Regions from separate parts of the Mus musculus genome. Here regions 1, 3, 4, 5, 6 and 7 are each linked to region 2. Evidence: chromatin loops called from intact Hi-C (ENCODE). Cell type or tissue: heart. All regions are shown on one strand. Region 1 overlaps Gm12610 (predicted gene 12610). Region 2 has its middle 160 kb from the start of Dmrta1. Region 3 overlaps Mtap (methylthioadenosine phosphorylase). Region 4 holds the start of Gm34457 (a long non-coding RNA gene). Region 5 holds the start of Gm12610 (predicted gene 12610). Region 6 has its middle 4.4 kb from the start of Gm34457. Region 7 holds the start of Cdkn2a (cyclin dependent kinase inhibitor 2A).

Region 1 (4,000 bases), 56 kb before region 2:
GATTTTAGTAATCCAGTTTCAGCAGCCCCAGAAACCTCACGCCTCTTACACTCTTCTAGCTTTTTCTCTAGAACACCATGGCCTGTGAAAACCAGCTTTGCTTCTCTGCCCAATATTTCCCAACCCCCTTTATAAAAATAATTAAAATATTTTAATAATTAAAATATTTCAAAACATAATGGACTTCAGTCCTTCAAGTGTCTAGACTCATTGAACGACAATTTTCTTTCATATTTGCTGTAGTTCTTCTTTTCATGCTCAGAAGTAAACACTGCCAATGACATCTTCCATCTCCTGGCCTTTTTCATTTGCATCCCCATCCCTAATTCTTTTATATGTATATATGCATTCGGATATATGCATCCATATATATGCATCCGTATATATGCATCTGTATATATGCATCTTTTATATGTATATATGCATCCGGAGCAACAGGATAACTCACCTCATTACCTGCTCCTAGGATGCTTTGTACAGATCTCACGGAACTGATCACATTGTACTTTGATTGTAGTCTCTATGTATGAGGAAAAATATGACTCTAAGCCTCTGTCTGGTACTTAGGTACGCTGTTCCCTTGGTCAAAGTGAAGTGACTCAATGGGGGAAGGCACTTTCTGCCAAGCCTAAAGATCCAAGTTCAATCCCTGGAACCTACCTGGTAGGGGAGATCCAATCCTTTACAGTATCCTCTGAGCTTCATATACATACTATGGCGTGTGTAACACTCCTCCCACCCTTTAACTTAGTAAATGTAATAGAAATGTTAAAGCTATTGCTCATCTTAAGAGCCTTAATACTGGATGAGCTAGAATTCTCTCTCTCTCTCTCTCTCTCTCTCTCTCTCTCTCTCTCTCTCTAGAAGTTGAAACTATGAATTTTTCTTTTTTTTTTCTTTTTTTTGTTTGTTTCTGTTTTTCAAGACAGGGTTTCTCTGTGTAGCCCTGGCTGACCTGGAACTCACTTTGTAGACCAGGCTAGCCTCGAACTCAGAAATCCGCCTGCCTCTGCCTCCCAAGTGCTGGGATTAAAGGCATGCACCACCACGCCCAGCTATGAATTTTACTTATTTAACAGGGTGGAATTTTCATTTTCCTACAGATCTTCCTCTCTTCCTCATCCTGGTATATTGCTGATAATCTGTTTCCCTGCACTCTTGATCTTGGGCTTGCTTAGACCAGTGGAAAGCAGCAGAAGCAACTTCATGCTAGGTCCCAGCTGACACCTTACTCTCCCCTGTCTCTGATCTCCTTCCTGTGGCCCACTGATAGTGCCCAGTAGCTGCAGAACCCAGAACGAAGCCCGTCTAAAGTCTGAATGCTGCTAAGCCTTACAGAATCACCATAGGCCTGCAGATTGTAGGGGAAAAATGAATGCTCACTCACATCAGTTATTGAGATTTGGGGTGATTGCTGTACATCTTTGCAGCAGGAGAAATTTTACTAGTTCTCTAGAGTCAGAACTAAAGCATATACAATCAGGCTGGTCATCCTGTTTCAACTAAATTTTTTGTTTTTAGTAAATATTCCATAGAGTCATTCTCTCTGTCTCTCTGTCTGTCTGTCTCTGTCTCTCTCTGTCTGTCTCTGTCTCACACACACACACACACACACACACACACACACACACACACACACATATACAGATACACAGACACAGAGACAGTCACACAGACACACACAGACACACATAGACACACACACAGATACACAGACACACAGATACATAGACACACAGTCACACATACAGACACACACACAGACACACACACAAACACACACACAAACACACACACACAAACACACACACACACACACACACACACACACAGAGGACTCTCCCTCAATAAGAGCATATGTCTATTACAGACAAAGTAAGTTAAGTTGTTGGGTACTGGCATCCTCTTAGAAGAGCACATCCTTCTGAGGGAGATAGTGTGAGCTGAAGAGGAGGTGGCCGACTTTATTGTGCATGACGAAGGCTCGCTTGTGGACAGCAAAACAGAAGATACTTTAAGAAGAGCAGTCTCTCTCCTTGCAAGAGTCTCAGATAACACTTTCATTTTCCCAGACCTGCTCAGAATTAGCCCAACTGTTGCCACTGTCTTTCATTTGCATCTTGTGTGTTCAAAGCTACTTGAGTTGTTTTTTAAGTTCCCAGAGAAAGACCAAAAAAGGCTTCATTTTCCCATTTCCTAAGGGGGTAATTACATACCCGGCAGAACAACAAACTTGGGCCCTAGGCCGTCAGTGAAATCTGGTTTCTGTCAGGTGAGAGCTCTTTTGTATATGGAAAGTTAAGAGAGGAATATGGCTTTAGCAATACCGTAGGGAGCTGTGGTCAGCATGGATCTGATAAAAGCCTTTGTTTTCCATGTTTTGATTGGCCCTGTGAGATGTCCCAACGGCTCACAGGGCCATCTGTATTCCTATTAGTGGGACCTAAAATTGCTGACACAGGCTTGCAGCTCGGCCCAGCGGCCTGCCAGGGTAAACTTGTGTAATGTGCTGCACATCCCGCCTAACAACAGTGGTTCTTTTGTCACTTGAACAGAGGCGATTAAGAACATGAGTCATTAAAAAGAGCTTTAGGAAAGCAGGCCATTTTCCAGCACTGTGGCTTTGGGGGAGTTCATAACGTCCCAGACTCCGGACAAACTGAAGGATTTCTCTGATCACCAACAATCTGAATTGATTTGAGAGAAGAAAAAGGAGACTATTCCAAAGTGTCATTTCTAAAGCTTAAAACATGCCTGTTTTTTAAAATGAGAATTGGAATAGAGGTAACAAATGTTTTCCCGAATTTTTATCAATATGGCAAAAGGATTATTTTCCAACCTTAGTAAGTCTGGGAATGTCTGGTTTCCTAACAACGGCACAGGCATTTTTTTTCCATTTCTTCTCTTTACTCCACCCCTTCCTGTTCTCTTTCTCTTTAAATTATTTGTGTTACTGTTGTTATTGACAGAGCTCTTCACATGTTCATGCTGACCCTGAACTCCTGGAGTCAGCCCCCCCCCCACGTAGCTGTGACTATTTCCCCATTTTTAATACATCCAAAAGTGAAAGCATAGGAAAATGGGGACTACAAAGTATTTACTTGACCTAAATAAAAAGATACTGTTACTTAATGCTCTTCTCTGTAGCATTTTTTACAGTACTTTTTGTATAGTTAAGATCTGTGCAATTTCATCTTATTCATTTTCCTACGCTTCTGCTACTCTATTCAGAGACTGACCATATGGCCCATTGGCTGAACTTGGCCTCTTGCTTGTGTGTTGGGACACAGCTTTACTTAAGTATTCACACATTCAGCCGAATGAGCAGTTTCAACAGAGCCTATGTGGCCTCACAACATTAAAATATTTATTCTCTGGCCTTTAACACAAATAGTTTGTAACTCTCTATGATAGGATGTTAGAGTCCCATGCCAAAAACACTTTAAAGACTCTCATAAACATATGTTAGGTGTTTATATATCTGCCACTCACTAGCATTGCCTTCTGAAACTAGTCAGATACTTTATTTAGTAGAGCCAGATGTATATGCGTGTATATAAAATAATCACACACCTAAGAATCATCTACATAAGCCACATGTATTGATTTTCTAAGTTTATAGCATTCATCTTTTATTAATGTCTATTCTAAAAATTTTTTGACAATTTCATAGAAATGTATATATATACAGAGATATATTTATATACACACATACACCAAACATAATGAATTTCAGTCAAGTTTAGTCCTCATTACCTCTCTCATACCACTTTCTTCCACTAAAAATTCTCCTTTTACCACCAAGTCTCCTCTCACTTTCAGGGTGTGTGTGTGTGTGTGTGTGTGTGTGTGTGTGTGTGTGTGTGTGTCTCACTGAGTTCAGTTCTGGTTACTGGCATAAATATGTGAAGTTATTTATTAGAGCACAGGCAAGTTACTAGTGGGAAGAAAGTGACACCCCTTCCCTTAGCAACCGTAACTATCAGTAGTTGCACAGGGA
Region 2 (4,000 bases):
TTGATTATTTTCTTTATCACTTGCCTGGAAGGACACTATTTAACATTTATATTTTGAATCTGACCGTATGGCCCACTGTTTCTGTATGCCTCGCATGGAGAGACGTTAGTTAGAAAGAACCTCTCAATTGATCAGAGAGAAAATGACACGCCCCTAAAAGGCAGCCTGGGGCAGTGAAGTGAGTACGAAGAAGGTTGGTCTGAGTAGCTTGCAAACCAAAACCCTTTGTGGTCCCAAATAAGGATTGCTGTACTCCTGTGTTCCTCTCCCCAAGCAGCAGGTCTGGTCCATGGGAGGTTATTCCTGGTGTGTAGCTAGCCTCTGGCTGTCAGACACAAATATGTCTGAAATTAAGATCAAGGTCTGTGAGCCTTTGAGGGGAAAAATTGAACTCAACTCTGAAAATCCCCCTGGCCATCTGCAAAGGCCACCCTGCAATGAGTGCTGTTTTAACCAGGGTTTATCTTTACAGGTGTTAGGTAGAAGCCTAGACAGCCAGTCAGCCGCTGTGAGTCATCTGGCTGTGGTGAGATTAGAAATTCCTGGAACATGATAAAGAATCCGGAGTGGAGGCAGGAAAGATGAAGGGAAATGCCTTCTGCAGCTCCCGGTTCCCACCGGTTCCCACCATGTGACCTTATGGTCCATAACTTTTGGGTCGATTTGGGCAGTTACCTGCTTGCTTTCTCACCCCCACCCCTTTCCTCCTCCTATTCATTTTTAAATATTTAGTTATTTTATGTATACGTGCCTGAGTGTATGCATATGTTCAAGAGCCCATGGAGGACAGATGAGGTCCTTTGTTCTCCTGGAAGTAGAGTTACAGGTAGTGGTGATCTGCCATGTGGGTGCTGGAAACAGGACCCGGATCCTCTGCAGAGCAGTAAGCACGCAACAACTGAGCCATCTCTAGCACCTCTTCCTTTTCTTTCCCCTTTTATTGACTTTTCAAAGTCAAGAAATCCTATTTCCACTGAATATGTAAATATTCATATTTTAACCAGGAAAGCGCACTATGTGTGTAAAGGTGGTAGATTTAGATACCGTTGAGAAGAAATAGAGGAGGGAAAGATGGGGGGCGAGGGAGGGGAGAACTGGAAAAGACAAGCAGAGGAGCGTCCGGATGGATGAGAATCGGGATGGAGTTGGCGACTCTGACTGCGGACTCAGTAATATTACTGTCTTCTCGTGAAAAAACGAATGAACAGGCTTAGCCGAACAATGGCTTCTTATTTGCAAACGCCGTAAAGAAAACAAAAGCATAATAAAAAATAAATTAAAAACAAAAAACAAAAGCAGTTAGAACCCAATGCATATTCTCTGCGCATTTGAAGTTGCTGCGAGGCAGGGCGGCTTCAAATTGGCCTCTCTTGTTCCCGTTCAGCGTAGGAGGGTCTCCACCCCACCATCCGGCCTTTCCGTACTAAAAGCTGAGATCCGAAGTTTCGGATGCTGTTGCCGGGAACTTCTTTTCACTCAGAGAGCCGTGCTGAGTGCACGGGGTTTTGATCTGTCCCTCGGGGGGAACTCCTGAGTCCCGTGTCCCTGCGAGTTCGCCTCTGAAAGTGCCGAAGTGAGGATTAGTTTGGTGTTGAGGACACCTAGTGGCGGTTTGTTGGTTGTGTTCTTCAAACGGAAAGAAAATCGGCGAAGTTAGCAACCCCGGAGGCAACTTGTCTCTTTTTCCACAACACCTTCACAAAGCAACTAAAGTTTCCCAGAAGCTTCAAGATAAAACGGCGTGGTGGTAGAGTCAGCTAAATTCTCACTTCTGCCTTTTACTGCCGTTAGACCGAATTCTCTCGGCTTAATTCCTTGTAAGGAACACACTGTGCCACACAAGGAAAGCTCTAAGGGCTGCAGAGTGGCCACAACTGGGTCAACTAAACTGATAAGCTGAGAGTCATTTTGAGAGAGACTCAGACATAAGAACTCTATGGTAATAGAAAGAGTCTTTTTTCCCCCCTGCTTTATAATGATTGACTACGCTGTACATTGCTCTTATTGTTTTCTGGGACTACAAGGTGTTAGTAATAAATGTCTCTAAAATAAATGTATAAACAATAGTTGTCCATTGCTGAAAATTCAGCTAATGGAGAATACAAGTTATCATTTTTGAGAGGTTTTCATATTTTCCACCTTCCAGTAAAAATCGATTTTCAAAAATAGGCTGAGCCCAAGATTTAACCATAGGCTGTAGTTTTCTTTTCTTTTTCTTTTTTTTTTTTAACATTTTTTAAAAGATTTATTTATTTATTTATTATATGTAAGTACACTGTAGCTGTCCTCAGACACTCCAGTCAGATCTCGTTAAAGATGGTTGTGAGCCACCATGTGGTTGCTGGGATTTGAACTTCTGACCTTTGGAAGAGCAGTCAGGTGCTCTTACCCACTGAGCCATCTCACCAGCCCAGGTTATAGTTTTCTAACCCCTGGTTTGAGTTGGTAACTCTTTATGCCGGCTCTTTCAAATAAGAGAAAATTTAGTGTGATGCAATTCGTGTAAAAATAAATAAAATTTAAGGTTAATTCATTTCGTTTAAAATTCACTTTATGTAATCTAGAATGTAATTTTCTTAAACAATACTTTTATTTATTTTTTTAAATCAATTTATTCTTTCATATCCCAACCACAGTATTTTCCCTCTCTTCTCTCTTCCCAGTCTCTCCTCCCTCCCCAACCACTACTACTCAGTTTCCCTTCAGAAAATGGACGGGCTCTCTGGGATAGCAATTAACCGTGGCATATCAAGTTTCAGTAAGGCTAGGTACCTACCTCTCCTCCTATTAAGGGTGGACAAGGTGAACCAGTCGAAGGACAAGGGTCTCAAAGGCAGGCAAGAGCTTCAGAAACAGCCCCAACTTCCTCTGTTAGGAGTTCTACAAGAACACTAAGTTACATAACTATCATATATGCAGAGGTTAGACCCACGCAGGCTCCCTGACTGCCGCTTCAGTCTCAGTGAGCCCTTAGGAGTTCATTTGTTGATTCTGTGGGTTTTCTGGTGGTGTCCTTGACCTTTCTGGCTCCTACAATCTTTCCTCTTCTTCTTTTTCCTTTGGATTCACTGAGTCCCTTGTAATGCTTTGCTGTGGATCTCTGCATCTTTAAACCATATTTTTTTCCCTTGACAAGCTTATGTATGTACAGAATGTATCTTTTAAATAAGTTAGTTCTTTGACAATTACATAATCTATACAGTGCATTATGGTTACTCCAGCTCCCTTTTACAACCCCTCTCCCCCATCATCTCTTTTATTCCTCTCTATTTTCCCTGTTTCACAGATTTCTGACATTTGGTTTTGTTCTGTGACCCATTTGGCTCGTCAGGGCCATCTGTGTGACCATTAGATGGGACTATCATTGAAGCCATGTTGGGTCTTTGGTGATAGCACAGATGGGGCTCACCCATGAGGTAAGTTATCTTTAAAGCGTCTTTGCATGTGTATTCCTTGTGTATAGATGGGTGTATATTTGTCACCGTATATTGGCTTTGGCTTGGCTTGGGCTGCCCCGTCATACCACGTCCATGCCTATTCCCAATCAATCAGTCCTTCAGGCTTGGGTTCCAGAGCTATTGCTATCCAGTCCAGTTGGTGCTTTTGAACCTGAGTGCAAGACGTCCAGGGAATCTTTGACCTCTGCATTCCCTTTGAGCTTGAACCTTTTAGGGTAATGTCTTATTTGTCTTCACACTCGAGGACAGTGAAATGCTCCCTCCTCAGCCAAGTCCCCAGAGCAGTGACCTTTGCCACATCTGTCAATAGAGGTGACTCTAATTAGCTGGGGAGCCGACAGGAACACTGGAGACAACCTGGACAACGTCCAGCAGACACTAAACTGTGCAAAGCCCATGTTCAGTGGCTTCCCCCTGGAGTATAACCGTCCCTGTGCTTGCCTTCTGGACAGAAGTGTTCACTACCTCAAACAGAACTCTGTGAGTAGCACCCTGATCCATCCCCACTGAGTTGCATAGCTAAGATTCTCTTTTGCATTTCA
Region 3 (4,000 bases), 380 kb before region 2:
GAAACTAGGATGTTAGATAGGTTGTGGGTGGGCAAGAGAACCAGGGGTGTGGCCTAAGATTTGACTCTGGATCAGCCCCAATCCAGAAGTTCTAATCAGTCCATCAGCCCTGTAGAATCTTTAAGCTGGGGGTGGCCTCTTCTCTGGGAGCTTCAATGTGCAGGCTCCTTGTGCTCTTCCTTCTGGGTGTATCTGTGTCCGTTAGGTTCAACCCTGACTCCAAATCCACTCAAGTAGTGAGCATCACAACATCTGTATATAGGTTTGGACTGGGGCACAGTCTGGCCCATAGGCGTTCCCTGTGGAGAAAGCTTATGTTAGGGTTTTACTGCTGTGAGCAGACACCAAGACCAAAGCAACTCTTTTTTTTTTAAAGATTTATTTATTATTTATTATATCTTAAGTACACTGTAGCTGACTTCAGACACACCAGGAGAGGGCATCAGATCTCATTACAGGTGGTTGTGAGCCACCATGTGGTTGCTGGGATTTGAACTCAGGACCTTCGGAAGAGCAGTCAGTGCTCTTAACCACTGAGCCATCTCTCCAGCCCCCCAAAGCAACTCTTATAAGGACAACATTTAATTGGGGCTGGCTTACAAGTTCAAAGGTTCAGTCCACTATCATCAAGGCAGGAACATGGTAGCACCCAGCCAGGCATGGCGCAGGAGGAGCTAAGAGTTCTACATCCTCATTTGAAGGCTGCCAGCAGAATACTCACTTCCAGGCAGCTAGGACTAGGGTATTAAATAAAGCACACGCCCACAGTGACACACCTACTGTAACACGGCCACACCTCTCAATACTGCTGCTCCCAGGGCCAAGCATAATACAGACCATCACATTTACTTTGGGGATGTGCTGTCTAGTTCGTATTGCAGGTTTTGTACAGACCTCTCGGGCGCAAGCATTTGGTCTCTTGATCCCCGTAAGTCAGGACCATAAATGGGGTCCTATAAAACCATACACATAGTCCCTCCATATTTGTTGGTGGTAACTGGAGCTGAAGGACTGAAATCCCAGAGAGGGATTGGGCTAGATCCCACCCTAGCTGTCTTTCCTCACCTTGAACTTGACATGCTCAAAAGCCACCCATTTCGTTACATGGGTTCATCTCAGCTGTTCTATCTTTGGTGTTTGTGAGTACCTCTGGGAGGCAGGGCATACAGGGCTCAAAAGGATGGTTCCTGAGACCAGGCAAGGTAGGTGAAGTCCTGGTTTTGAGGCACCAGGGGAAGTACATAGGGTATGTATCTGGTTTTAGGGAATGTAGCTGTAAGGTCCAAAGTCGCAGGCATTCTTTTTGAGGTGACTGGTGGGAAATCTAACAGTTAAACATGTCCCTCTTTCAGAAACCTTGTTTTGTGTAGTGAAGACTTTCTGGATGTACAGAGTTGATCCATCTGTTCTGTCTCAGCCCTTTAACCCATTTTTAGGCATTCTAGAGTCACCTGGATTTGGGATCTGATAAGGTATTGCTGCCTCCTGAGAGTGGTTGATGGGTTTCTCAGTGGTGTCCTTGATCACGGTTCTCAACCTGTGGGTCACCACCCCTTTGGGGATTGCATAGTAGATAGTTACATTAAGATTTATTACAGTAGCAAAACTACGGTTATGAAGTAACATCATTTTATGGTTGGGGGTCACAAGTCAGGGGCTGTATTAAAGGGTCACAGCATTTGGACAGTTGAGAACCACTGCCGTAGATGCTCGCCCAGCTACCCAGAGCCTCTCTACAGTGTGTTCCGTCACCTTGAGCAAAAGCTTGCCCCGACCAAGGGTTAGTCTCTGTATCATGGGCAGTGACCCTTTCTAGTAGACTTTGAGCTCCTGGAAGTCCCCAGAGGATGTTAGGAGTTGGCACACGGTGCTCAAGCTGGAAAACGGCGTTGCTGCTCTTTTTGTAAAGCAGGAATAATGCCATAGGACCTGTGTAAGAAGAGAGCATCTGTGAAAATCAGATACGGTTCAGCGCTAACCTGGGGTGAAGTGCTTGGGAGCTTCATCCAGCTGTACTTTGCTTGTGCTGCCAGCAGGTGGTGCTGTGGGCCACATGTTGACACTGCAGGCCTCCATCAAGGTTCTGTTTGTTCCCTGGTGTGGCAGTACAGTATTCAGTTGCCAGTCTGGTTTCCTGTAGCAGGTGTAGGTTTAGGTGTGGGTACAGGTTTCCATTAACAGTGAGAGCCAGCTGGATGACCGGGTGGGCTTTGTAGACTGCTGTGGTCTTCTTGGTCAGTCTGCTTTCCTGCCAAGTACTACCCACTCCTCGCTAAGGGCTGAGGTCCCTAGTGCAGGCCCGTCGTGTCGCTGGGAGGGTTTGGACTGAAGCAGAGCTGGCAGATGAGGGAGGACGAGTTTCAGGAGCTAGCCTGTTCCGATTGCTGCTTCCATTCCTACTGTGCTAGCTTGCTGCATTCTGAGAGTACTTCCAAAACAAAATGAGATCTGTTTCGTATTCAAGCCTGAAAGGTCAGTGTTGTCAGTGTTGACTCAGAATCTGAGATGGGGTAGCCTAGGGGACTTCTTGAAATGATTAAGCAAAGCGGTCATAAGTAAAAAGTTTGAAGGTTTTTTTTGTTTGTTTGCTTTTTGTTTGATTTTGGCTTTTGTTTCATATTTTGTAGCTCAAGCTGGCCACAGGCTCCCTATATATCAAAAGACAGTCTGGAACTTCTGATCCTCCTGCCTCTAAGCCTAGTAGCTAAATTCCCAATGAGTCAACTGATAGTTGTTTCTTCTGTTGCTTTCTTTTGCCCAGTGTGAGGACATGGGCTGGACAGTCTGTTAGCCCAGAGATGTGAAAGATACAACGGAGAAGCCACGCCAGCAGAAGTGCTGGGCTTTTGTAAAATAGAATGATTTTATAGATTGGTTGACCTTAAGCATATTAAACAAATAACTGTTGTTGATTTGAAATCACCAATATGTTGACTGGTCAGTCTTTCCCCTTTAGTTGATATAAAATACATCTGCTGTAATTTCAATAATGTACCACAAGGTGGCATCAGTGTCAACTGTTTTAGCCACCAGGAAATGTAAATCTGCCATCCTACAGCAAAATCTCATAAATTCTTTAGTTTGGAACTTTACCCTGTTGAGCCAGAAACTTCTATTTTCCTTTGTAAGAATATTATTCAGTGACAATTCGTTTACACCCTTTCATTGTAAAAAGTGCTGGGGTCTTTTTCTATGAGCTTTCTCCCAAAGTCCCATGTTGTAGCCTGCTGTTGACCTGTTTAAGTCCTGTGTTCTTTAGGGAGTCAACATAAAGTTTCATAATGATAATGTTACTTAGTTTTTTAATGTTAAGACTTTAATGTTTATCTTTGTAATTGTTCTGGTTTGTTTCTTAGGCTTTGTTAGATCAACTCAATTTTTTTTTAAAGATTCATTTATTTTTATTTTATGTGCATTGGTGTTTTGTCTGCATGTGTCTGGCAACCATATATGCACATTGCCTTCAGCAGCCAAAAGAAGGTGTCGGACCTCCTAGAGCTGGGGTACAGATGGTTGTGAGACACTGTGGTTGCTGGAAATGCTCATAACTGTTGAGCCATCCCTCCAACTCCAGATCAACTCACAGGATCAGGTTTCTTTCTCCACTTTTTATAAGAACATGGATTTCCAGGAAGTCTTAGGAAACTGAAAAAAAAAATGCTTAAACATAAAAAATTAAAACTACTAGCGGGGAGGGGGGTGGGGGGGTGGCGCACACCTTTGCAGCCAGCCTGGTCTACAAAGTGAGTTCCAGGACAGCCAGGGCTATACAGAGAAACCCTGTCTCAAAAACAAAACAAAAACAAAATTAAAATTACTTTGAATAAATATTTGAATTATACAATGTATGAAATACTGTCTGCTGTATATGTATACATATGAACAGCCTTTGACTTAGTATATATATATATATATATATATATATATTAGTATGGGCTTGTCATGTCACTCATCTTTAACCTGCATTCCCTTCCAGGTGGTTATAGTGGCATGCAAAGAA
Region 4 (4,000 bases), 650 kb before region 2:
AGAGAGATAGGCAATTTCTGCCCAGTGGCCACCTAGCCACAAATGTACAGCCTCACCTGGAGGTTAGATGTTCAGCTGCTTCTTTGAATCCATGAATGGGAAGCTGTTACAAGCAGATTTGTCTCAACCACAAGTGAATAAATAACATTCAATGTCACATTCTGTGATTTTTGACGTTTTTGAAAGCCAACTATCTATGTAAAGTAATCTGTTGGACTGTTGTCCATTAACTGCTCTCAGCTGTTTCTAATTAAATATCTGAAAACACTCTAACAATAAACTTAGAGACATGAATTTGTTATTTGGCCCTTAACTCACCGGCTTATTCATCTCAGACCAGTTTATAAAAACAGTTATAGAAGGACTGGATCTAAGCCCTGTACTTTCAAAATTTTTTGTATCAATAGGAGAAATTTATAGTAATGAAAACCTTGATTTTGTATCAAAACAAATTTTGTACCAAAGTAAGAAAATATGTCTTAAACTTAGTAACAATTAAAAAGCTTTCTACCACAAATATGTCTTTTAAGAAAGAAAGGAAGGAAGCAAGCAGACAGACTGAGCAAGCCAGGGAAAGCAAGCAAGCAAGCAACACTCCTTCATGGTCTCTGCTTCAGTTCCTGCCTCCCGATTCCTGCCCTTGCTTCCCTTGATAATGGTGTGCCTTGTAAGATGAAATAAATCTTTTTCTTCTTAAGTTGTTTTTGGTAAGTGTTTAAAAACCAAACTAGAACACTTGCTAAAAAGATAGAGCGAATGAGTCACTAGTAATTATGACCTACCATTTAAGCCCCCTTGCCCATATCACCAAAGCAGTCAACTGGTTCTTGGTTGATATTAAAGAATAAGTCTCTGCTTTAATGGCAACAGATTGGAGGGCCCAGACCAGTAAAGAGTTGGGCAGGCTTTAATTGATTCATGTTAGTAACAGGGACTGTGTGCATTAATAAAACAAAACCAGGTGTCGGAGGAGCTTCATCTACGCTCCATCCAGTCCCTCTGACACTGACTCTCACCTAAACTGGCTCCTCTGGTTATACCCACAGCAAATAGAAACCTGCAGCATAGCTGCAGTCCAGTGGTCACCATTAATAACACACATGTTTATATCCATGCCCAGGCTAGGAGGAGGGAGAAGTGGCCGGGTTAGGAATTCAGCCTGCAGAGGGAAAATGCTGAAGAATGGGTAAGTGCAGAGCTAATGCCACTAGACTGTTCAGTGGCCAACAGAGCCTTGATAGAAATGTATATGACAGAGTGAAAATCTTGGTAAGTTAAGTCAAGAAACCATTCCTTACCTTTTTCACAAGCCCTTGTATGTGCATATGGAGGACACTGGACAAGGTGAAAGGCATTTGGTTGCAGAAATATATATATATATATCTGCTTCTGGACCCTTTCCTGGAGTCCTCTGAGTTGCAGATGCTGGAGCTGTGACCTGGATATAGATGTATCTGTTGGAGCTGCTTCTCCTAGGATCTGTTGCTGTCTACATTGTGTCCAGTTGTGGTTTTCTGTGATGGTCTCCATTTGTTACCAAGAGAGGCTTCTTGATGAAAGGCAGTAGCTACATTTATATGGGGAAAGCAGCATGCAGACCGTTTTGAATGACATAATGGGCCTAGCAATGTAAATAGGAGATTGTATACTGTTCAATTTTTTCCCTGCTCTTATTAATTGACCAAGATATATAAATCAAGATTCTAATTCTGCTTTTTTGGTTTGTTTTGCTCATTTTGTTTTATGAGAAAAAATTCCCTGACATTCTAGTTCAACCCAGGAGTGGTTATTCATGGTTTTAATCCGAGTGCTTTGGAGACAAAGGCAGGTAGATGTCTGTGAGTTCAAAACCAGCATGATCAGCAAATCAAGTTCCGGGCCAGACAAGGCTGCATAGTGAGATCCTGGAGAAGGAGGGAGGGAGAGAGAGGGGGAGGAAGAGAGGGAAGGATGGAGAGAGAAAAAGTGGAAGGGAGGAAAGGGGAGGGAGGGAGGGAAAGAGAGAGAAAGAGAGAGAGAGATTGATTCACGTTGGTCATTCAGTCTTTGGACTGGAACCCATCTCAGCGTGAATTTCAATCTTCACCAGTAGAGGGCAGAATAACATCAGTCACTATAATGTATTTGCTCAAGCAATTCTAGATATTCATGTGTTCTTCTGGATAATTATGATAACCCCAGATTACATTCATCTTCAATAAGCACAGTTGGGCTCTCAGGCATTTAAATACCCTCAACTGTATAGAACAGAGGACAAACCTGCTATTAAAATGTAAGTTTAAAAAGTCTTTTTTCAAAAACAATAATCTCCGTCTACCTAGTAGTGGTATAAGATTAATAGCACCGTTTTCAAGCGTACCTTGTTAGCTTTGGGTGAAGTATTCACTTGTTCGAGATTACTATCCATATTTTGTTATTTAAATCAACAGGCAGTTTGTTGTTTAGTGAAAGACCAGTCTAATGTGGATCGTCAGTTAATCTACAGCGTCTGTGGAAAGACCCATGCTTACTGAATCGTGGTGACACGATTCACCAATAAGGTGAAATATGAGCCTTCTGCTCTCTGCTTTACTTTTCCGTTGTTAAACTTGTTCTTCAACTTTCCTTCCTATCACCCACCTATGTTACTATCAGTCTTCCTACTGCGCTCATGTTAAAAAATTAAATTGGCTACTGTAGATCCTTTGTATAATGACTGTTTCCGAGTTTATACTTTTATTGATAATTGGGACATCTGAAGCCACCGTTCTCTCCTGTTTTTAATCTGCCAGAAGCTTGTTTTCCCTTGGGACTGTTGGTCACTGAGTTGTTATCGGCCAGGACGTCTTATTTTGTATTGCTTCGTCTCTGCAGACAACATCCTCAGAACCAGAACCAGAAGCAAGCCAAGTAGAATCCTCAAGAGAGTCTATTGTTATACCAAGAAAGTGATTTCATAGTCAGAGTTTAACCTAGTCTAGAAGGCTCTCTAGCCCCACTCCATCATCTCCTGCCCAGTTTCTTGTGTTACTTAGCACTTCAACTTCTGTCCATCCACACAGTTAAGGACTGGACCCCAAAGACACTGTCAACCAGGGAGAGCAATACTGCAGCCATACTTTTTAAAAAGTAGACTTTTGTCTCATACCATACATTCCACCTAGTTCCCCGCCCCCCCCCCCCCCACTCTTCCCCAAGGCCTCCAAGAGACAACAGCCAAACAGGACAAAACAAGATGCAATAAGACAAGGCAAAAGCCCTCATATTGATTGATGCCAGGCAAGACAACCAAATTGGGGGGGGGGTCCTAAGAGCAGGCGAAAGAGTCAGAGATACACCTCTCTCCACTGTTAGAGTCCCACACAAACCACTAAGCAAAGAGCTATAATATAGATGTAAAGGGTCTGGCATAGACCCATGTAGGCTCTGTGCTTGCTGCTTTAGTTTCTGTGAGCACATGTGAGTCCCGCTTAGTTGATTCAGTGGGCCATGTTCTCCTAATGTCCCCCATTCCCTCTGACTCCCACAGCCTTTCCCACAGCTATTGCTCCCCCTTCCCCTTCCACCCAGTCTTCCTCCTTGTTCTTGATCTTCTTTGTTTCAGTTTGAGTGGTAAGCTTTCTTCCAAACCTCATTGGGGATGTGGGGCATCCTTGGTCTAGACAACCAGAGCAGTTCTCATCTTTCCTGAATGACTGCAGAGCAGTTAGTAAAGCAATCATGGAGACAATCTTGCTACAAGGCTCAAGTGTTTCTATTTCCTTCCCCACTTTTAAAAATATTTATTTATTGTTAGATGTGTGTGTCTGCTTTGCCTGCCTGTATGTATGTACCTCATGTGTTCTTGATCCCTGGACTAGAGTTAGAGAGGGTTGTTAGCTGTCATGTGAGGACTGGGAACTGGACTCAGGTCCTCTGCATGATCAGCAAGGGCTTTAATGACTGAGTTCCTCCCGCCTTGTCCACACTGGTTATGTGTTGTCATACAGCATCTCTCCAGCTCCCACCTCAGGTTTCCATT
Region 5 (4,000 bases), 230 kb before region 2:
AACTAGAGCTTCCCCCAGGCACCAAATTACTTGTATAAAATAATTATATAGGGAGAAATATCAACTAGAGTAATAAAAGAAAATTTTAAAATAGAGCTGAGCATTATCAACTCAAACGCACATATCACAAAGCTAGATGTTTTCTGCGTCGATGTGTTTTTCTGCACAACTACGCTGTGCAGAAAAAAAATCACCATTAAGGAGGACGCCTAGGGTCCAGTGAATGCTTTTAAATGAACTAAAATCAAAGCTAGAAATCAAGTCACAAAATCCTTTATAAACGCTCTACTAACTTTTGGAAAAATTCAAATTCAAATCCCTTTAGTCCCAGCACTGGGGACACCGGCAGAGGTGGATCTTTGAGTTTGAGGGCAGCCTGGCCTACAGAGTGAGTTCCAGGACAGCCAGGGCAATATAGAGAAACTCTTTTCTTGAAAAAGCAACCAACCAAACAAAAACCAAACAAACAAGTTTGAGAGTTTTCCTTTTCTGCTCTTTCATTTTCTTTATGGTCCAGGCCACTACACCAGCTTCTCTAGCCCTCCTGCGGAGTGTTGATAGTTTTACATTTCCACCTAAAAGTTAATTGATTGTGATAAAAAAACAAAACAAAACAAAACTTTTCCAGGGGGTGGGGAGTTCACTTTTAGAATCCCCATATTCTCTAAGATATTTTGCACGCTGTGTGTACATACTTTTTTTTCCCTTTCAGTTTTCCAGATCATGAGATGTACAAAACGTACCACAGATTCTATTTTTCACGCACTAGGCCTCATTTAAAACCTATGTTAATTGTGGTTTGTTATTCTTAAAATATTACTACTTCTGACTCCTCCGGGACCGCAGGTGTAAGTTGTAATCCTGCACCGAGAAAGCACTGAACAAAAAAGTTTCAGTGAATTTAGGCCAGCCGGTAAGAAGGGTTCACCTCTATGGCCAGTCAAGTCTATATGGGCCCGAGAAATCCTAGAGAATCCTAGTGCTTGCTATCGGGTAGCAGCTATTGATTATATTTAAAACCATGATATGTTGTCTTCCTATTTTAGGAAGTCAATTCTTGTTCCTGCTGTCTGTCTCTGTTTCTGTGTCTCTCCCTGTCTCTCTCTCCCTTTGCTACCCCTGAGAGCAGGATTGAGGGCCTGGTGGATGGGAGCGAAATAAGTAATCCCTTAGAAAACAAAACCCTTAGCAGGTATTCCCCCCCCCCCCCACTCCACCCCAGGGCCAAATAAAGTGCTCTGGAAAACAAACCACCTTACCTAAGGTCGTGTGTGTGTGTGTGTGTGTGTGTGTGTGTGTGTGTTTGCAGTTTCCTAACATAACGAGGAAATGTTGGGGCCACTCATTTCTAAGATAGCAAACAGGTTTAGAAAAACTCTTAGGCTTTTTTTTTTTTCTTTTTTTCCCCCCTTTTTTTCTCCTTTTTTGCAGGGTTGAGGAGGACCGTGAAGCCGACCCCTTCAGCCTCACCGTGTGCAAAGTACTCCATCTCCCGGGAACTAAGCCGAAGGGGGAAAGCGACCCCTCCCCTCCCCCACCTGAAGTCCCCACCGGGGCCCGTCCTGCTTCTACCTCGTGGGGCGGATGCACAGAAGCACGCGGAGCCACGGCACCTGTGCGTGCAGCTTCGGAGGGCCTTTCCTACCTGGTCCAGGATTCCGGTGCGGCCCTCTTCTCAAGATCCTCTCTAGCCTCAACAACATGTTCACGAAAGCCAGAGCGCAGCTCGCTGTCCTGGGTCTCCGGGATCGCACGAACTTCACCAAGAAAACCCTCTCTTGGAGTGGGCGGCCCGCGCGCTGAATCCTCACAGTGACCAAGAACCTGCGACCCATGCTCCCGCTGCTGTACTCCCTCAGCGGCGGCCTCACTGTGACAAGCGAGGTGAGAAGCGCCGCCCCCAGCCCCTTCGGCGTTGAGGCACCTCGAGACCCACGCGCCGCCCCCGGCCCATCTTTGCTCCACGCCCATCTCCGCCCTCAGGCGCGCCCCCGAGTCCCAAGGCGCGCGGTCCCCAGTCGCGCGGGAAAGCTTCCCAGAGGCGCCCAGGGGGAGGCGCGCGCGGGCCCTGCCGCATCCGGGGTCCCGCTGCCTCCCGCGCAGGGCACGCTCCGGATCCCGCTCGCTTCGCTCGCCACCCATCGCGGTGACAGCCAGCGCCGCGGGACGCGTGCGCACCGCCCGCCCCCTAGCAGTAGCTGCGCCCTTTCGCAGCCGGCCGGCAACGTCTCCTGCGCCGATCGGCTTTCGCTCCGGTTAACTTTCGGGTCCCGAAACTTTCGTCTATGCCTGACGCCCCTCGGCGAGGTTTCCCTTGCTCCGAGTCCATCTATAAAAAGAAGAAAATAGGAAGATCGGCGAGGCCAGCCATGGGCCGGCCCGCCAATCAGGACGCGCGCGGGCGTTTTGAACCCTTAGCGGTACGCTGCGCTCCTCCGGTTGGGAACAGCGCGCAGAGAAGAGCCGCTGCGTGTACCCGGGACCAGGGCCTGCACGCCGCGGCGGACCGGTAAGTGTGTCCCGGCCAGGCCCCCGCGCGGTCGGGCAGACACGAGGCCGCAGCCCGAGGACGTTGTTTATTTTCGGTTTTAAGCGCGAGCATCCCCGGCTCTTCCTCTTTCCCCGCCCCGCGTCGCCTCCTTCTCCGGTCCCCTCCCCCCTCCCGGCTGCCCCCTTCTCCGCTGCCTCCTCGCCTCCTTCTCCGCCTCCACCCCGGCCCCCGCGAAACAGGAAAAGTGGGGGAAGGAGAAAAAGGAGCGGTTGACCCGAGGGCCGAGTTGATCGGAGCGCCGGCCGGGGACAGAAGGAGCGCGCTTGGTCAGTCCTAGCTCCGCGCGGGTCCGGAGCTCGGAGATTGAGAAAGCGGGAAGTCAAGCCCAGGATCCCCGTAGCAGGCCTGCCCTGGGGTCCAGTGCTCACGGGACAGAGGGCCATCCGTCTGGACTAGTTCTGAGTTCACCGGCGGGAGCCTAGCTGATCTGGGTGGCCCAGATGTGCAAGATGACGTGGGACCCAGGCTAGCTTTTGGAACCTGGATTAGCGGCCCTGAGACTTGGTGGCCTTTCATTACGAGCGCGGGCCTAGTGGTCTGGCTGCAGTAAAGTAGCAATCCACAGCAGGGTGACAGCTGGCAGGGTCTTATAGAGCGGATTCCAAATGCCAGTACTAGACATAGGAAGATGGCAAGGCCTGGAAATAACCAAACTAACCCAGCAAAGGCCTTGCTGCAACTGAGAGCCGCAGGGCAGGTCCAGCTGCTGCTTTTCCATCTTTCCCTCTAGTATGTGACTTTGCAGTGGAACCTTTCAAATCTAGGATCGAAGAATGGATCCGTTAAATAAAATGAGTTTTGAGGGCTCCCTGAGTATCAGTGTAGGGTTAAAACAAACCAGTGCATACCTTGGGTTAGCTCCACAGAGAATTTGAATTTCCCAAATACCGTGGGTGGCCCTGGGGCTTCGGGCTACCCTACCTGGAATTTTCTCCCTCTTCAAAAAGCTGCTGCTCCTCCAGGTATCTGGGCAGAAGGCATTTTCCCACTTCCTAGGGCTGCCATTTGAGTAAGAGAGCTACTAGAGCTCTTCTTTGAGGAATGTAAATATGAAGCTTTGGACTTTTAAGTTCCATTCCCTGTTGCCTGATGTCTATTCTCTGTCTTTTGGATGAGAAGTAACCGCAGTTTCATCTTTGTGTAAATACAATCATGAAGGTTGTTGGACTTCTAAGTGACTTTTTGGCTATGTGCTCTTCAAAAATAATTAATAATGAACTGATAATGAATGTGTGTTTTTACTTAAGCTGAAAGCACCCATTTTATCTTCAGAGTTGTCCTTTGAATACGAGACTTTTGTCCTTATTTTACAGGTGACAAGTCAGGTGGAGAAGCTCAAGTCTTGAACTCTGCTTGGTTTCCCAGGTACAGGCTAGACCCCACCCACGATGATCACTGAATCACCAGGTGCTGAGGCCTCTTTCTGTTGTCAAGAGCCAGAGACAACTG
Region 6 (4,000 bases), 660 kb before region 2:
TTTCATTTTCATGACATTTGGACTTCTATTTGTTTCTCTTTCCCCACAAAATGACAGAGTTTTTCTTTCTATGAACATTGAAAGGAGAAATAAAATTTTCTATCTTGAAAAAAAAATTTTTTTTAAAGGCCCAGCCCTTTGTGGCTCCTTCCATGCCTTCACTCCTTCCGTGCCTTTAGCCTTCATTAAGCTCAATGTGACCCAGGAAGTGATATAAGAACAGCACAGCACTCCAAGTCAAAGCACCTCTAAGTAAAAATAGCTCATAGAATTTATTATGTTATTGTTATTTAAATTTAAAATAAAAAGCATGAATAAAGCAAGTTTCATTCTTGAACATGTATGTTCTCCTGGTGTCCTTTATTGCTACAATGAATCACAGAGAGACAAACAAACCAAAGAGAGTCATCAGGAACTGGGGGCAACTAGATTCTCTTGATAAAAACTTAAATTTTAAAAAAGGGATGTTTTGAACCTTCTTAGAACTTTTGTTTCCGGTAGTTTATTTTACTTACCTAATCTTAGTCAAACATAAACTATCGAGAGTCGTGCAATTTTCTTCAACCAAATTAATTCCAAGCTTACAAAGGATAAGCACTGGTTATACAAGGACAAGATATTTTAAAATCCTTTTTGTATACGTAAAGCCTACTGTACCTGACCCTATGCCAATACACTTTGGTGACATAGACTTGCAAGGAGAAACACTGTCACCTATGCGCCTAGCTCACAAAATAATGAAACTTGTTCAATCATTACCTAAGAGAGTTCAACAATAAAAGTTGTGTGTGGCAAAATAAAAATTGGCGATTGAATGTAAAATATTGCAACAAGTGCTTCATTTACCTACTCAGACAGAGCAAATGTTTGCTCTCGCCATCAGAAGGCTGTTGACATCTTTGATAGCTAGGGTCCCGCCAAAGGAGAAGAGAAAGTAATACCATGAGAGCCAGGCTCTTTCAGGAAAACACTATAGGGTTAGGGGCAAAGACTTAGAGTTTTTATCATTTTTGTAACAAAGACACAAGTCCCCTTCTGTAAAGCTGAGAGAACTGTCAGGTGTGATAAGCACCTTGGGAGTAGACCTGCTGGGGACCCGATGTTCTTGTTGGACTGGAGTCTCCCTAAGCACCTAAAGAGAATGTGGGTGGTTTTCAGGATGACTGGGACCTAGGAGTGGGGATGGAGATAGCATAGTTGACCTCAGTTTAAAAATGTGGGCAGAGGGCGAAGTATTAATCCCAGCCTTGTGGCTCCTTTAAAGTACAGCCACGTGCCCCGAGTAGATGTGTTTAAGGACAGAAGACACCAGAGATCATTTACCAGGAGCCAGCAGGCTCTGCTGTAAGTTACACAACAGTGAGCAAAAATCTCATTCCAAGAAAGTTTCTTGATGCAGGTAGTGTATTAAATCCCTAAATTTGGAATGCTGAGGAGGGAGGGGAGGATTTCTGAAAGTTCTAGGTCAGCTGGAGATGTTGAGGAAGATGTTGATTTTTAAAAAAGATACCACCCAACAACAATATAAGTCCCCAACTAAACACAGAAACCTGTTATGGTGAGAATTCTAGGTAAAAGGGGAGGTGAGAATGAGGACCCAAAGCTTCTCATAGGCCAAGAAGAGTGATGTTTGCATGTGGGATAGAAGTGATTCAGTGTGTAAGTGTGCTTGTGAACACACACACACCTGGCCACAAGCTTAGAGTATTTCTCATTGAGGGGTAAGTATCCATTTGAATTGGCATATCTGAAATTTACTGGAAATATTAACTTTAATAATGTAATCAGTAGCCTGAATGGATGTCACTGTCTTAGTCATATGAAAAATTCACAAATGAGAACAAAGTTCAAGCTTAGATAAATGTTCAGAAAATGCAAACTGTGTGTTCCCTGTTTAAGAATTTTACACACACACACACACACACACACACACACACACACACACACACACACACACACACACACACACACACACACACACGCAGGGTATCTTCACAGAACGTAGAATCCCGTTCACTCCACTGCCATCCTCTTCTCACAGCGTCATTTCCCCATAGTCCTCCTGCTCCATCTGCTGGCCGCTCTGGTGATGTGCAGCTTGGTCCTGCTGGATTTCTGGGCTGTGACTTGCCTCAAAACTCTTGTTTAGCAGGAAAACATTTGTGCTCCTGGGCCAAATAAAAATTTCCCCTTCCTAGTGTCTGAAGGAGAGAAGGGACTTCAGATTCCCCCAAGGCACAGTGATCGCCGGATTCAGAAGTCCCATGGTGGAAGAGTGAACCAACTCCTGAATACTGTCTTCTGCTTGTCATATGTATGACATGATGCATGTGTTCACACACTTACATGAATAAATATACAAACACTAAGAACGAAGGGATGGGGCTCTTGGAGCAGAAAGTGCATTAATGTCCCCTGAATGTTATTTTGGTATCTTTCCTGTATATTCTCTCTAGTGAGTCCTCTACAAACTGAGCTGTCTCAGAATACCAAAGTGTTTGTCTGCTGAGTGTCACAGGGCGCTCTGCTTGTTGAAGCTGGAACCGCGTGAAAGCCTGGGTTAAACTCTGGAAAGAGGAAAACACACCATTCCTCTGGCAGAGTGATCCCTGTGCAGTCAGTGATGTGCACGCCCCCGCATAGGGGCTCTCCCACGGTGCGGACCAATATGCACCCACAGGCACTGGCGCCGCACGGGTGCCTTTCCTCTCCACCAGCTTTCTCGCCCAAAGAATCCGCTTATTCCCCTGCCGCAGTGTTTTCCTGTCTCCATGTGCCGCCCATCCGCACAGGTGTTTCGCTTTCCTTGTGACTCTGAGTTTCTTTGAAAAGTGAAAAACCACGGGAAAAAAGCGAAAGTTTCGGGCAACTGCTGAGAGTGGTATGTGCTTGTTTGTGAGATGTGCTTTTGGGGCGGAAGGAATGACCCGCTACAGTGACGTCATAGAGGCAGGAAACCGCGCGTAGCTGATATCCACGCCCCCTGCCCCCCCCCCCCCCCCCCCCGTTATCCTCATCCCAGAAGGCAGCACAGAGGACTATCTGGTTGGCTGGCTCCAAAAGGCACAGGAGGTCCTTTCTTAACAAAAACTGACCCAGTGCCAGAATATTCTTTGTCTGTCATTCTTTGAGATTATTTTATAAAACATCAAGTCTCCATATGCACCATACGTGCGTGCAATTTGGGCAATGAGCAGCTGTAGGGAGAAAGGAAAGAATGGGTTTTTGGACCTCCTACCTGCTGTGAAGTCACAGCACCTGACACCACCCTTAACTACACTGTGGAAGGGAGCCCAAGGAACTAAGAGCAAGGCTGCAGAGGAAAGTATCATGTTTGACTGATAAACGAATTCTTCTTAAATATCATATCCCATTGTTTTTTTGGTTTGTTTGTTTGTTTGTTTGTTTGTTTTTCCGAGATAGGGTTTCTCTGTCCTGGAACTCACTTTGTAGACCAGGCTGGCCTAGCACTCAGAAATCCGCCTGCCTCTGCCTCCCCCACGCCCGGCTAGCCCATTGATTTTTTAATTGGATATTTTCTTTATTTACATTTCAAATGTTTTCCTCTTTCCAGGTCTCCCCTTCGGAAACCCCCATCCCATCCACCCTCCCCCTGCCTCTATGAGGGTGCTCTCCCACCCACCCACTCACTCCTGCCTTCCCGCCCTGGCATTCCCCTTCACTGGGTCATCGAACCCCACCTCAGGCCCAAGGGCCACTTCTCTCTCTGATTGATGTCCAATAAGGCCATCTTCTGCCACATATGCGGCGGCCGGAGCCATGGATCCCTCTATGGGTACTCTTTGGTTGGTGATCTAGTCCCCATGAGCTCCAGAGGGTCTGGCATGTTAACGCCTCCATGGGACTGCAAACCCCCTCAGCTCCTTCAGTGCCTTCTCCAACTCCTCCATCAGGGACCCTGCGCTCAGTCCAATGAGTATCCACCACTGCCTCTGTATTTGTCAGGGTCTGGCAGAGAGTCTTTCCAGAGACAGCTATA
Region 7 (4,000 bases), 240 kb before region 2:
AAGAGTGGACCTTGATAAACCTTCAGGAACTTCTGGCTTCTAAGAGGAAGATCTAATCACTTTGCGGTTCTGTGCTCTCTCAACTCCTCAAAAGTCCATCATCCCTCCCTCCCTCCCTTCTCCTCCCATGTGTTCCGTGTGTGTGTGTGTGTGTGTGTGTGTGTGTGTGTGTGTGTGTGTGTGTGTGTGTGGTAGAGGGGCTGGAGTGTCATCAGCTCATCCAACACGGTTTTGTTGGCCACAGATGGTTTTATAACTTCAGACATCTCTTATTCAGTGCTGATGGAGGCAGAGAAGAGAGGGAAGGCAGTGGACGTAGGCACTCAGAATTATGTGTGATTTCTAAGATGAATTTCTCTCTCTCTCATATATATATACACATATAAAATAATGAAGATAATATAATTGCACTAGTATTGCTGAATCATTCTCCGAAGAAAGTAAAACTAACTTAGGTTTCAGCAAAACTGTAAAGGAACTACAGAAAAGAGAAAGTAACAATACTGTGTGTTGAAGACCTCCATCTTGCTCATAAAATTGGTTTTAAAAATTGCTCACATCTGAAGAAAGCAATCACAAGTGGGGAGGGAGGGAGGGACCTGGGAGGGAAAGTAGAAGGGTTGGGGAGGGAGTTGGGGAGAATAAAAAAATAATAAAGGTAGAAGGGGAAACCCTGTGATAGGAAAAAAAATGCTCACATCTTTTATGGTATGGAAAAGTTGAAATAGCAAAAATAAAATGAATACTAAATCCTTTAAGAAAGTACCTTGGGTTTTTTTGTTTTGTTATTTTCTTTCTACTCTTCTTTTGTTAGGGGGGAGGTGTTTCTATACAGGGTTTTCTCTATGTCATCCCTGCTGACCTAGAACTGAAAAGATTAGTTTGCCTCTGTCTCTTGATTCTGGGATTAAAAAACAAACAAACAAACACCCCCAAAAAAACCAGCCTGGCTTATTTTTCCTCTTCTCTTCTCTTCTCTTCTCTTCTCTTCTCTTCTCTTCTCTTCTCTTCTCTTCTCTTCTCTTCTCTTCTCTTCTCTCTTCTAGGCTTATCTCCCCTCCCCTCCCCTCCCCTCTCTCCTCCTCCTCCTCCTCCTCCTCTTCCTCCTCTCCTCTCCTCTCCTCTCCTCTCCTCCCCCCCCCCCAGCATTTCTGCCTGAACATCAAATGGGTTATGGCTCTGAAACCAAACCAACTTCCTCCTTCCCCGTTAAAACTATCTACCCAACTTTCTTAACTTTTCTGTATTCAATGAATACGGTCCTCTCTTACATATTTTAGGACTCCAAAGGCAAACTTCTCAGCAACTGGTAACACTGCAAATGTTAAACTGCAAACTATAGACACGTTATTTTAAAAGGTTCACATTTATCTCGCACAACCACCCAACCTGTCTAGAATCAAAGAGGTTTCCACGCTTGACTTGCAAATGATCTCAAGGTCCCAAACTCGTTTGTTTATTTTTATTCTGTGATTTAAAGTGTGTAAAATATAGTCTATGTTGCAGTTTCAGAAGGCACCTTCCAGCCTTTTTAGTCAAGTTGAAACCGATGTTCTTTTTCTTCAGCTTATTATGCACAGGCTCTGGAATGCACATTTGTTTCACGGGAATTTTCTTTGTTAGAGTTAGAAAGGATAGTTACAGACATTTCTAGGGCCAGGACTCCTTTTAGGCTGAAACTTAGTAATCTGGTAAAAGCAAGACCAGAATTAATCAGCTGACAGTAGATGGGAGAAACAAGACTTCTCAAAAATAAGACACTGAAAACTCGATGCCAAAATGGTTTCACTATAACAAGTTAGTTTAATGGGTGGCTCCGGTGGGCAGCAGCAACAACAAAAACAAACAAACAAACAAAAATATCTGGGGTATGCATTTCAAATGGTAATTGAAATGTTATCTCTTCCTGAACAAAAGTTACCCGACTGCAGATGGGACACTCCTTGCCTACCTGAATCGGGGTACGACCGAAAGAGTTCGGGGCGTTGGGCGAAACCCCGGCTTCCAGCAGTGCCCGCACGTCATGCACACGGCCCTGGGCCGCCGCCCTGGCCAGTCTGTCTGCAGCGGACTCCATGCTGCTCCAGATGGCTCTCCTCGAGTTCGCTTTCCTCGCGGAGATTCAGTGCCCGCCCAATCGCCCAGTCGTGTGACCAGTGGGTCCCTCCTTCCTTCCTCTGAGGATGGTGTGGGGGGGGGGGGGAGCCACACTCTGCTCCTGACCTGGCTCCACAGCCCGCCATAGGTGGCGCTATTTGCCCTGAATATAGCATGAATTGAACACCCCTGAAAACACTGCTGTTCCCCCCACCTCCGGATGGGGGAGGGGAAAGGGATGGAGCCCGGACTACAGAAGAGATGCAGGGTTCAGGAGGAGAGCTGGGCGTTGAAACAGCGCTAAAGGATCGGACAGCCCCCGCCTGCTACCCACGCTAACACCCCTCCCCCATGCCTGGTCACCCTTTGACACGCTGGGCTCCTTCTGGACCCGCACAGCAAAGAAGTGCACACGTGTCTTCTGAGAAAGTGAACTAGTCCTTCTCGAAATCTCTCCTTCCTCCCCAGTGCAACACCCAGGTATTAGAAAAACGAAGGAGGGTAATTTTCATCACTACACTGAAACTTAAGGTATTTAACATCTTAGCAGAAAATTGTGTCATCTTTTATTCAGAAGAAAGAGCTACAACTTCGCCAAGCTGAGATCCCAACAACCCTAGCTCAAACAACTCATTTTGGAGGGTACCACGCCCAGTATGAAATCCGAATCTTTGCGAAGGATTTGCAGAAACATTTCTGATGTTGCTGTATCAGTGCTAGGATTCTGTACACAACTATAAAAAAGTGACGGGGTGAAGTCATCGGAGGGCAATCTGCTTATAAAGTATTTCTATTTTATGGGGCTGTTGTTTGTTTAAATGAGTTGGTGTGCTGCGCATAAACGTTGCACCGGTTTAAATTGTTCGTTAAAAACGTCTTTGCAATCTTGTGAGGCAGGAAGAAGAACACGCTTTGGGCAGAGTTACCAGTACTGGACAGAAGGGAGGATTTAAAAAGACAGTCCTCACCAGAAAGGCAATGGCCCTTTCTTCCACTCCTGGAACTCAGCATAAACTCAGAACTCTGTCTCCCTTCTGCCTCCTGGGTGCCAGGATTAAAGGCCTGGCATTATTTTCTGCAGATTTTGAATAATTTTCTCTCCCCATATTCTTTATATGGCCACAGCTATTTTTGACTTTGTATGTGTGTGGTGAGAATGTCAGTCATATCCTGTGGACACAAAACTACAGACAGACAGAGAACTGACCCCTCATTTACCAACTCCACGAATTCAAATGTGTGGGGGGGGGGGAGGGAGAGGGAGGGAGAGAGGAGGGGGAGAGGGAGGGAGGGGGAGGGAGAGAGAGACAGAGAGAGAGAGAGAGAGAGAGAGAGAGAGAGAGAGGAGACACACACACACACACACACACACACACACACACACAGAGACAGAGACAGACAGAGACAGAGAGAAAGAAAGGAGAGTCTCACCTTATATTATACCCCAGGTTGGCCCTGCTTCTGTCTCTTTAACTGCTGGGATTAGAAGCTGCTACCAAGCAAGCTGAGTTTAGTTTAAATAAACTATGTAAATTTTCTGAGGCTTTGTTCTCTCTCCTCAGGTTTAAGTAAATTATGTAAACTTCTTGAGGTCTGTAAGGAAAATAAAATTCACCTAGAAAAGGCCATTTTGGAGAGTAATGAATATTCTGTGAAAATCCAGGTATATAGCGGGTTTTCAATAAATAAAAATTATTTTGGAACACATACATGTTCTCTCATGTTAGTGATAGAGAATATTAAAAGTCAATTTTCTCTTTGCCCTAACTCATAACTGTGTATTCCTGCAGAAGTTATAAGAATCAATAAGTAATCTCCCTTCTACTAGTTGCGATTAATTTTCTTTTTGAGGATTCAACCCTCTAAAAGCATCACTGTGGTCGCAAAAGTTCCTGTGTTCTAA

The links. Hi-C counts contacts between places; a loop is a spot of excess contacts. Peaks named below come from ENCODE experiments on the same cell type or tissue, not always from the same donor. Only the 100,000 strongest peaks of a DNase experiment are listed, where the experiment ranks them.
Region 1: a loop joins it to region 2, with 2.3 times the contacts of the local background. A loop is called at or near these places in 2 of 42 quality-filtered maps.
Region 3: it touches region 2 in a loop (8-fold over the local background); 37 of 42 quality-filtered maps call a loop at or near these places.
Region 4: a loop joins it to region 2, with 2.9 times the contacts of the local background. A loop is called at or near these places in 20 of 42 quality-filtered maps.
Region 5: a loop joins it to region 2, with 3 times the contacts of the local background. A loop is called at or near these places in 18 of 42 quality-filtered maps.
Region 6: a loop joins it to region 2, with 2.9 times the contacts of the local background. A loop is called at or near these places in 19 of 42 quality-filtered maps.
Region 7: it touches region 2 in a loop (3-fold over the local background); 17 of 42 quality-filtered maps call a loop at or near these places.

Annotation. Positions count from the first base shown.
Region 1 is chr4:89,467,624-89,471,623 of GRCm38, forward strand. The region is part of intron 7 of Gm12610 (predicted gene 12610); the gene reads left to right. Among named protein-coding and RNA genes, the nearest start is that of Cdkn2b, 160 kb to the left of the region's middle. In heart, no CTCF peak of the experiment used is centred here; a DNase peak (open chromatin) is centred at 2,468; H3K27ac peaks cover 870 bases.
Region 2 is chr4:89,523,288-89,527,287 of GRCm38, forward strand. No RefSeq gene overlaps it. Among named protein-coding and RNA genes, the nearest start is that of Dmrta1, 160 kb to the right of the region's middle. In heart, a CTCF peak has its summit at 1,608; a DNase peak (open chromatin) is centred at 1,464; H3K4me3 peaks cover 1,773 bases; H3K27ac peaks cover 454 bases; H3K27me3 peaks cover 609 bases.
Region 3 is chr4:89,143,528-89,147,527 of GRCm38, forward strand. All of the region lies in intron 1 of Mtap (methylthioadenosine phosphorylase), which reads left to right. Among named protein-coding and RNA genes, the nearest start is that of Mtap, 8.2 kb to the left of the region's middle. In heart, CTCF peaks have their summits at 2,027 (motif pointing right) and 2,995 (motif pointing right); a DNase peak (open chromatin) is centred at 2,044.
Region 4 is chr4:88,870,805-88,874,804 of GRCm38, forward strand. It overlaps Gm34457 (a long non-coding RNA gene), which reads left to right and starts at 1,123. Exons shown (of 3, transcript XR_390701.3): 1 at 1,123-1,186; 2 at 2,430-2,540. In heart, a CTCF peak has its summit at 2,089 (motif pointing right); no DNase peak of the experiment used is centred here; H3K27me3 peaks cover 569 bases.
Region 5 is chr4:89,292,689-89,296,688 of GRCm38, forward strand. It overlaps Gm12610 (predicted gene 12610), which reads left to right and starts at 2,492. Exons shown (of 10, transcript NR_132431.1): 1 at 2,492-2,509; 2 at 3,865-4,000. It also overlaps a transcript of Cdkn2a not described here. In heart, a CTCF peak has its summit at 2,226; DNase peaks (open chromatin) are centred at 1,613 and 2,373; H3K4me3 peaks cover 1,821 bases; H3K27me3 peaks cover 3,448 bases.
Region 6 is chr4:88,865,477-88,869,476 of GRCm38, forward strand. No RefSeq gene overlaps it. Among named protein-coding and RNA genes, the nearest start is that of Gm34457, 4.4 kb to the right of the region's middle. In heart, a CTCF peak has its summit at 2,094 (motif pointing left); DNase peaks (open chromatin) are centred at 2,085, 2,825 and 2,915; H3K4me3 peaks cover 1,418 bases; H3K27ac peaks cover 583 bases; H3K27me3 peaks cover 559 bases.
Region 7 is chr4:89,280,035-89,284,034 of GRCm38, forward strand. It overlaps Cdkn2a (cyclin dependent kinase inhibitor 2A), which reads right to left and starts at 2,158. Exons shown (of 3, transcript NM_001040654.1): 1 at 1,952-2,158. The coding sequence starts at 2,077. In heart, a CTCF peak has its summit at 2,254; a DNase peak (open chromatin) is centred at 2,187; H3K4me3 peaks cover 627 bases; H3K27me3 peaks cover 3,202 bases.